Linked DNA regions of Homo sapiens: region 1 is linked to region 2. Evidence: chromatin contacts called from ENCODE Hi-C or POLR2A ChIA-PET data. All regions are on one chromosome and are shown on one strand. Each heading gives the region's core, a stretch centred on a gene start or an enhancer-like site at or near the end of the contact. The rest is flanking DNA. Distances are from core to core; before and after follow the strand shown. Region 1 holds the start of CSRP3-AS1 (CSRP3 and E2F8 antisense RNA 1). Region 2 has its middle 19 kb from the start of MRGPRX2.

Region 1 (5,028 bases), core at 419-2,918, 120 kb before region 2:
CCCATGGAGAGACAATGGATTGGTCACGTCTCAATTCCCATCAACTGGGAAGTCTGGGTGATGGAGGTGCTGACCCTTGTCCTCTCTCCAGTGTTATAAACAGGAGCATGAGATACAGAACCAGCTTAACGGGGGGTTAAATGGCAGCTCTTCCAATTACTAGCTGTGTGACCTTGGAAAAGCTACTTAAGCTCTTCAGTTCTCTTATCCATAAAAATGGAAATAAAATTTGCTCTGGGCAGCTGTTGTAAGTATTAAAAAATAATATATGTAAAGCAACTGACATAAAATAATATATGTAAAGCTTTGGAGTCAGAGAAACGTAAGTTCCAATCTATTCATGTGACACATATCAGTCCCATGAACTTGGACTAATGTAATTTCCCAAAGCCTCCATTTCCTCATCTGTAAAGTAAATGTTATAATAGCACCTACCTTGAAGGGTTGTTGTGAAGATTAAACGATACCCAAGGGCAGTGCTCCAGGCATGTTAACTTCAATAATAAAGTTAGAAATGACTATTACTATCGCTTAGATTCCATATATATATATATATATGTTCCTATGATCCAAAATCTTTGCTTCAGCCAGTGTAGACAATTGAACTCACTGCAGGAAATCAGGCATCTAGTAGGATGACCAACTGAGCTAGCACTGAGCTGAAAACGGTGGCATTGTGGCACTGTGGCTTGAGGTCTCTGCCCAAAGTCATGGCCTAAAGTTCCCTCCTGGGTGCTCATTTTATGTACCCACCACTTTTGCCCTAACTCATCATTGCTCAGCTTTATAGTTGGTAGTGAAAGAAGAAAGAAAGAAAGAAAGAAAGAAAGAAAGAAAGAAAGAAAGAAAGAAAGAAAGAAAGAAAGAAAGAAAGAAAGAGGAAAAGAGGGAGAGAAAGAGATGGAGAGAGGAAGGGAGGGAAGGAAAGGAAAAAGGATGGAAAGAAGGAGGGAAGGAAGGAAGGAAGGAAGGAAGGAAGGAAGGAAGGAAGGGAGGGAGGGAGGGAGGGAGGGAGGGAGGGAGGGAGGGAGGGAGGGAGGGAGAAATAGTTGGATTAGGAAGAATGTGCCCAAAATACACAGTTTAGTTATTCTTTTGAAAATTCAGATTGATGAATAACAACTTAAAATTGTGGGAGAACCTAATTGGTTCTCACATTTTATATTACTCTACAATTTACAGAATGATATGACAGTACTTGAACTAATAGGGTCCTCTCAGCAATAGTGAAATCAAAAGGATTATTGCCCTCATTCTAGTGAAGACACTGAAGTTCAGAGAGATTGAACGGTTTTCCCAGATCACACAGCTTCGAAGAGGCAAAATGGAACTAGAACTCCAGCCTCTGGCACCTGATCCAGTGTTTTTCCCACTGCCCCACTGAAGCACATTCCTAGTATAATCTCTTCTATGGTATTAGTTACATCTTAGTTTAAAAGTGGGCACAAGGTAGTCTCTCACCGGGATCTGAGTATCCAAATCTGGAGTCCAACCTCTTCCAAGTTGATGTCACAGGGCTGTCCATTCTATCTCATCCTCGTAAATTCCAGACTGTCCCCCATTTCAATCTTGACCCACGATTTGTCTTTGACAACATAGTCATCTCAGGGACTGGCCCAGAGAGTCGTGCCAGGTGGTATGATGGAGATTGTGACCCAGGTTACAAACAGGGCCGAGTGACGGGCAAGCCTATAATTGTATCCCACCTTCAATGACCCTTGCCAGTACCAGGCAACGCTGATAAACAAATGGCCCATCCCTTGGTACCTTGCCAGGGTAAGCTCACATTCTGGGAGTGTCTAGGGGAGTGTTGGGACACAAGAATTCCAAAGCAATGCGGGAAGCTGAAAAGGTTATGTTCATAAGCCAGGACCTAACTGGGATTTCAAATCATAGCTCCTTAATTAGCACATTGGTGCCATTTGAGTAACCTAAAGTGAAGTGGGAAAAAATAATTTCTCAATACTGCTTTAAATTCCATCATATTTCCATGACCTTCACAATGGTCCTGCCCAGGAGATACTATTATCAACATTTTTTACCCGAGTTCAAGGTCGAGATTAGAATCCATGTCTCTGGATTCCGAATGCCTTTTTATTTATTTATTTACTTATTTTTTCAGATGGAGTCTCACTCTGTCGCCAGGCTGGAGTGCAGTGGCGCAATCTCAGCTCACTGCAACTTCCACCTCCTGGGTTCAAGTGATTCTCCTGCCTCAGTCTCCTGAGTAGCTGGGACTACAGGTGCATGCCACCACGCCCAGCTGATTTTTGTATTTTTAGTAGAGATGGGGTTTCACCATGCTGGCCAGGATGTTCTTGATCTCTTGACCTCATGATCCATTCGCCTCGGCCTCAGTCCTGGGATTACAGGCGTGAGCCACCATGCCTGGCCTGGATTCAGGATGCTTTAAAATATCCTCTACCTTTTGGCCTGTGAGACATCTTCTGTTTAGCCTCCATGGTTACATTCCCATCTTCAGAAATGGAACTGAGCATCATTAATAGAGTACTTACAGATTTATATTTTAAATTTCAAGTCCTGATGATATATGTCAGATATTTATGATCGCTTAAAAACAACCAGTGCTAGGATACATTAGTTTGTGAAGGAGGTATTATCTGTAATCCTATTCTCATTTTGAAAAGTATGCCTAGGCAATGAATCCACACACACACACACACACACAGATATATATGTATTTTTATCCCCCAAGAGGTATCTCTGTCTCCTATTAACTTGCAAGACATGCCAATGAAATCTCCACTGCAAATCTGAAATGAGAAATTTGACCTAAGGTTGTTTTCATTGAAAATTTCTATATCATTAATTTTACAAGTGTCGCTGCCATGTTCCTGGAGGAAATTTATTATATTTCTCCTCTATTTTGTATCATGCTGAAACTCAGGATCAAAATGAACATGAGCAAAATTATGTGAGTCTATTCTTTTCTAGAAAATGTAACATCTTTAATGAGAGAAGAATGGATTGTATAAAAAGAAGTTGGCTAAGAAAAATATCCCTAAATGCTTACTTTTAAATACACCTTGGTTATAAATGAGAGGGTCCAGCAATCTTAAAAATCTATTCCAGCCCTGAAAGTCTGTAGTTTAAATGGAGTCCAAAATAAACAAATTTGGGCTATTTTAGAGGCTATTTAGGCCTCTACGCCTTTCTGCTTGCTCTTTTCTCTGCATGACTTCATTAGCATTATTCCTTCCCACTTTTCTGTATCTGGTGAACTCCTATTCACCCTTCAAACCCCCATTTGAATGTGATCTCTTCTGTGACCCTCCAACAGTTCACTGCCTTTATCCCCAGACTAAATGTGGGGAGCCAGTCCGTCATTTGAGTTTCTGTAGCATGTCTCACAAGACTCTTCTCTGGTACAGAGCATTCTGAATCTTGTCTATTTTTCTCACTACAACATGGGCTTCTCAATGCCAGGGGTCACAAACTACTCATTTTTATAAGTTTTCCCCCTTTTGTCACTGAGTACTTAGTGCAGTACTTGACACATGATAGGCAGGTAGTAAATGCAGGGTGAATGAATGAATGAACGAATGAATGTGAGTTTTAATTCTAAGTCTTTCAACTCAAAATCCATTACTCTTTCTAGTTTCCTAAACAACCCGAACTACAGAAATAGAAAAACCACATGCTTCCATTTTTTAAGAAATTCTTATTTATTTATTTTAGAGGCAGGGCCTCACTCTGTCACTTAGGCTGAAGTAGAGTGGTGTGATCATAGCTCATTGAAGCCTAGAACTCCTGAGTTCAAGTGATTCTCCTGCCTCAACCTGCTGAGTAGCTAGGACTGACTACAGGAGCATGCCACCACACCAGGGTAATTTTTTGGGGGGTGGGGTAGAGACAGGGGCCTCACTATGTTGCCCAGGCTGGTCTCAAACTCCTGGGCTAGTGATCCTCCTGCCTTGGCCTCCCAAAGTCCTGGGATTGTAAGTGTGAGCCACCATGCCCAGCCCAATGTTTCCTTTTTTAAAGTTCTTTTCTAAAATTTTACTGAATTAGCAGAAGATCCTACTTCTGTGAGAGGAAGGATAGGATGTTCCTGGCTAACCTCACAGTTTTTCTAAGCAGGAAAAGCTCTTTGGGGGAATATTTAGATAGAAACATTCCTTCTAGACCTAGTATCAGGTTCAGTGGTCTGTTTGCTATTTACTTTCTGTTTCTTAGCAAAAAACTGCCTTTGTTATGAGACTGTGAGATACAATCCGGACCAGTTGACCCAGGAGGGCTTAGTGTTAATCGCCAACTATTATAAGAAGGTGACTGGCTTCCCAGAAGGGAAAGTGAAGGTCACAAGCAGCCACTCAGAATGGCTGGATAGTGCTCCATGTCATGACACACTAGGCTTCTTAGAAACCAGAGGATCCCAGTGAAAATGCAGCTCCCCTGGGCAGCTGAATTTCAGAAGTTTCATTTAACATCAATGGCTTATTTTAGTTCTGCTTTGAGGAAACTGAAAACTTGGATTCATACTAAAAACATATGCAGATGAGGACAATTATTATTACTATTTTATTTATTTATTTATTTTTTGAGACGGAGTCTCGCTCTGTTGCCCAGGCTGGAGTGCAGTGGTACAATCTTGGTTCCCTGCAACCTCCGCCTCCTGGGTTCAAGTGATTCTCTTTCCTCAGCCTCTCAAGCAGCTGGGATTACAGGTGCCCACCACCACACCTGGCTAATTTTTGTTTAGGCCGGGCACGGTGGCTCAAGCCTGTAATTCCAGCACTTTGGAAGGCCAAGGCGGGCAGATCACTTGAGGTCAGGAGTTTGAGACCAGCCTGGCCAACATGGTGAAACCCCGTCTCTACTAAAAATACAGAGGACAATTATTTTTTTAAATAATTTTCTTTGGTTAATATCTCTTAAATGTAATCCTGTGGTGAGGAGACAATGACAGTCCTGGGGCTGTGGCTATTAGCAGCTCCTTGTAGCTGAATGTCTCCAATGGTGCAGGAGGACATGTCAGCACCATGGTCTGGCTCCTGTTGAGCACTG
Region 2 (4,934 bases), core at 299-2,798:
CTTTTTGGTTTTTTGTTTTGTTTTGTTTTTGTCAGGGTCTTACTCTGTTGCCCAGGCTGGAGTGCAGTGGCACCATCACGGCTCACAGCAGCCTCCAACTCCTGGACTCAAGTGATCCTTCCACCTCAGCCTCTCAAATAACTGGGACTATAGGCACATGCCACCACATCTGGCTAATTTCTTGTTTTTGTTTTTGTTTTTGTTTTGTTTTGTAGAGATGGGGTCTCACTATGTTGCCTAGGACATAGTGAGACCCCATCTCTACAAAACAAAACAAAACAGGAGTTCAAGTTGATTGCATGAACTCTTGGGCTCAAGTATTCCTCCTGCCTCAGCCTCCCAAAGTGCTGAGATTACAGGTGTGAGCCACCATCCCTGGCAGAAGTTGATTTTTTAAAAAGGAGGAACATTTCCTGACCCATCTGCTCTTGACCAAATATCCCATGAACTCCTTCCAAAGGTGAGCATTTCTCTGGCATATTTCTGCTCTTCTCTCCTTTAAACTCAGAGGTAATATTACTCCCAGGATCTCAGTCCCTTTTTCTCTCCCTGCCACATCTTCTTTCTGACATTAAAATCAGTCTCTGTCTTTCATATCCACACAGGGAGGAGGTGGGGTTCAGCTAATGAATATTTGAGAAGCCCTTTGAGATCTTGGATGAAAGGTACCTTATAAAATGCAATTAAAAATAATATGGGTAATTACTAGCTGGGCTAATCCCTGTAGGATAATTAGAGAGTTTTCCTCTGGCAGATTCTGAATTCATGCAGAAACTCAGAGTTCAAAAGGCAAAACTGATTTGAAATTTCAGGGGCCACTGGTATGCTTCCTCTGTTCCAGCATCATATCCGTGAGTCTTTTCTGAAATCTGAGGAGCTTCTTAGCAGGCCAGAGCTGGAAAGGATCTTTGAGATGATCTTTCCAAACTCTTTGGATTACAGATGAAGCCACCAAGACCCAGAAAACTGATGTGTCTGGCTTAAAGCTGCAGAGCAAGTGTGGGAGAGCCACAGCTCAGGTCCAGTCCCTAGACACCCCAATTTAGGGGTTCCTGTCACCACTCCTAATCTATAATGTACTCTCTCCAAATCTCTGCATACTGCACAGTAGAGTACTGGAACAAAAGTCACACAGAGTTGAATTCAAATCCCAGCTCTGACACAGATGAAAGCAAAGTAGCTGGCAAGTAAGCCTCAATTTCCCCATGTGTATAATGGGAATAATAACACCTGCCTCATAGGATTGTTGTGAGGAGTCAATGAGTAATGACACGGAAGCGTCTGGCACAAAGCACGTGTTCAGTCAAAGCTGCTGGAATGAATGGAGTCTTTGCAGTCCTGGGGTTTGACCTACAGTCCTTGTTTTGTACAGCTATGTTCAATCTGCATTTATGGGGCACTTACATGCTGCAGACTGTGCTAAGCTCTCCAGTACTTTATGTCATTTAGTCATCACCACATCCCCTCAAGGTCAGCAGTATGAAGTTGAGCTTCAGGTTGGTTAGCTAACTTGTCCAAGGCCACAGCTGAAGAGGAGGCAGGACTTGGCCCTGTGCGCTCAGCCACCACGTGACACTGTCGTCACTTGTGAGAAGAGGAATGCACATTGTTATAACCACAGTGGAGCCCTAAAAGGGTTTTCTGCTGGGATACAGGGGAGGAGTAATGGAGGGAGATTGGGAATGGTTGTAGCCTAAGAGGATCTATTGAAGCATTTTTGTTTCCAGTTATAAAAATTAAATTCTTCTCCTGCATAAGATTTAATTATTCTGAGGAGGCTGCACTGATGAAAGTAGTTAAATTATCTTCTCTGAAAAGATAATCAAGAAATCTGGATTCAGGTCCTGGATCTGCTCCTTAGAAACCGTGTGTCTTGCTCAAGTCCCTCAACGTTTCCATCTCCCCAAGACTTGTGTTCCTCATCTATGTAATGCCTTATCCCACATGGAGTCTTTGGAGGCTCAAATGTGAGTAACATGGAAGTGCTCTGTCAATTGCAACTTCTGTACAAATGAGAATCATTACTTGTACCATTCATAGTTTAGAAGACTTTCAGTCTGAAGGAGGAGATAGCTGGAAGCCCCAGGCTGGGCTACTAATCCAGCACACTTCGCAGGCTGGGGACAAAACACATCACATAATTTATGGCTCTGAGCTCAAATTATTTGGTTGGAAGTAGGCACTTTGGGGGAACAACCCTTTGAAATTTAATTGTAAATTAATGGGTTTCACTTGTTTCAGGTTTCAAATTTTTTTCTGGGCTGAGACCCAAGATTAAAACCTGATGTGTCACATTCTTTCATTCTGTGTGTTTAGAAGAAAACAGGCCCCTGTGAAAGGCTGCTGGGTGAGGCTGGCAAAGGAGGAAGGAGCTGATCCAAGAGTTGTTAATCACCCCCCAACGATTTCCTCATCAACCGAGCCTTTCCCAAGGACTCCCTAGAAACTTGAATAACCAGGAATGTATTCTTCTGAACTACCCTGTTTAAAACGGACAGCTGAGTCATCCTTTCCAGGGATGTCCAGGGCTGACCAAGAGAATGACAGTGGCTAAGGCTATCAGAGCCAAAGGACACTCAGAGGTTGCTCTCTGCAGCCACCCCAGGCAGGGGTTTTTTGAAGAGATGGTCATCTCACACCCCTAGCGATGGGGAACTCACTCCCTCTCATTGTCAGACACTTGCTGGAAGCTGCTCCAGATCTCCAGCCTCCATTTATCTCTGTGTAATTCTCACCCACTGCTCAAGGGTCCATCCTCTGGAGCCACAGGGCCATGTATAGCCCTCTCCACCACCTGCGTCAACCCTGAGACAACCCTTCCCAAGACTAAGTCCTACAAGTTAAAGAGATGGATGTAGCTGAAAATATATATCTTGAGGCATCAGAAGGCTTGAATTCAAATCTCAGCTTAACAACTCATTAGCTTTGTGACTTTGGGAAATTTGCTTAACATCTCTGATCCTTAGTGTACTTATCTTTAAAACAAATACCTTTGGGGATTGCTGTGAGGATCTAACATATAAAGGAAGAGGAACCTAAGGCCAGAAGTAAAGTCAGACCCAAGTGAATACATGGGAAGAAACTATCACACACTCCGGGGAATTCTGTACCGTCTGGTGGCCTAGACCTGTTACACACAGGACTTTACTAGGAATGAAGGGGTGATTCTGCACTAATCCTTATATCCATGCAGTGCAGGGAGTCAAATTAGAGAGCCCTCTGAATAAAGCCAGGACTCAGAAACAGCTATACTCTCTGAGAAAAAGGATGATTGATGAAAAATAAAACAAACAAAACATAAAACCTGCACAGTATAACTAAGCAGCAAGGAAAAGTGTCTGTGTCCACCTTGATTTACAGTAGTTGGGGGAGAAAATAGTGCCCTGAGGTTTCAGTGCTACTGGCTGACCATTGCATAACTAGGGATTCTGAAATGACACTAATTTACACATGGTCTTAAAACCCTCAAGATGATCAATTGAATTTAAGTGGACCTTGAAAAAGAAAAAAATAAAGTGGACTCTGTTCTGTTATCAGTATGTCCTGACGCCTGACAGAAGCAATCAGGAATCTTCCCTACAGAAATGCACCCTCAAGCCAAGCCTTATAGAATTATCATAAGATTCCAAAAACTAGGGGCTCACAATCAAAATGATGTGTGCAAGGAAACAGACCACCATGAATCAGTGGCAGCAGAAACAGCAAATTATAGAACCAGGCCCACAAAGACTTCAGATATTGGGATACATATAGACTATAGAAAAATTATGTTTAATATGTTTAAATAAACATATTAAAGAAAGACTCAAAAGAAGACTCACACCCACATCTTCTGGCATGGTCCAGTGCTCTTTCCACTAATTCAAGAAAGAAAGAATAAAAAATGAGTCAAGAACAAAAGAATATAAAAATGACCAGGCAGATTTGAAAAATAATCCAAGTACCTACTAATGATGAAGTATCTCAAGCTTCCTCTATGAAAGCCAACACACTTCCTATTAGACAAAAATTTAGAAAATGTCCAGTCCACCCCCAGCTATTAAATGCATCCTGTGCCAGCAGCAGGAAACAGTCATAAATATTCTTCCAGAATCATCCTTTTGCCTGACCCATTCCTCTTGTGCTGCTTTTCCTAGCTCTGGGATTCCCTGGATTCCTTTCCCAGTTCCAGGCACCAACTTCTGGCCCTCTTCCTTATCTAGGTGACACATTCAGACACTCCTCAGCTCCCCTCTCAGCTCCACATTTCATGGGGCACCTTCAGTCCAAGTGTGAGGGGGTCTCAAATATGACTGTGCTAGCAGCAATTATTATAAACACGCTACGTGCTACCACCACCATCTGCATGCTTCTTTACAAAATACCTTTTATGTCTATGAAAGCTTGGTCATCCTCACAAATGAAGGAGACAGGTTCACAGAGTTATAGTCATTCAGCTAGAAATGGACAGAGCCAAGACTCAAAAGAAGACTCACACCCACATCTGGCATCTCCCAGTGCTCTTTCCACTAATTCAAGCTACCTCCAATAATAGAGCAATGATGAATAACCAACCAGCACTGTCTGTTCTTTATTATTACATAGGTTAAACCCTCACCTGTTTTCATCAAACTGAACTGAAACCTTCTCAAGAGTTACCCAGTTGGTTGAGAAATCTGTGGGTCATTGCCAAGTACGGTCTTAGGATCAAGGAAATGTTAATTTATGTCCCAATTGTTTGGAGATCACTGGCTACAGTTAGTGGAGACATAAGTACAGGTTCTTTCGGGCAAAAGCCAGCCTAAGCATAGCACACGATGGAGAGGTACCCGACGGGAACGGAGTCCCTATGATTCCCCCCTTCCCCTGTCTCAGGGTAACATCTGAAGTTCCACAGAAAAACATGTTTTAAACTATCAAACAAAACATTAAAAACCTATATAAAAAAAAATGAG

What was found. Hi-C counts contacts between places; a loop is a spot of excess contacts on that map. ChIA-PET counts read pairs that join two places held with the same protein, here RNA polymerase II (POLR2A). Pooled maps may share reads with other maps.
Region 1: a loop to region 2 is called in a map with no recorded cell type, with 2.3 times the contacts of the local background. The contact joins the promoter of CSRP3-AS1 here to the enhancer-like site in region 2. A Hi-C loop is called at or near these places in 2 of 37 single-sample maps with no recorded cell type and 1 of 50 pooled maps. POLR2A ChIA-PET finds 5 or more read pairs at or near these places in 1 of 52 experiments (activated T-cell).

Annotation. Positions count from the first base shown.
Region 1 is chr11:19,193,353-19,198,380 of GRCh38, reverse strand. CSRP3-AS1 (CSRP3 and E2F8 antisense RNA 1) reads right to left here and starts at 1,668. Exons shown (of 6, transcript NR_183675.1): 1 at 1,462-1,668. All of the region lies in intron 1 of CSRP3 (cysteine and glycine rich protein 3), which reads left to right.
Region 2 is chr11:19,077,290-19,082,223 of GRCh38, reverse strand. No RefSeq gene overlaps it. Among named protein-coding and RNA genes, the nearest start is that of MRGPRX2, 19 kb to the right of the region's middle. RefSeq lists a silencer at 3,888-4,182. Within about 2 kb of position 1,548, at least 7 of the 41 ENCODE cell types and tissues checked have a DNase peak (open chromatin) inside an H3K27ac peak, as active enhancers do.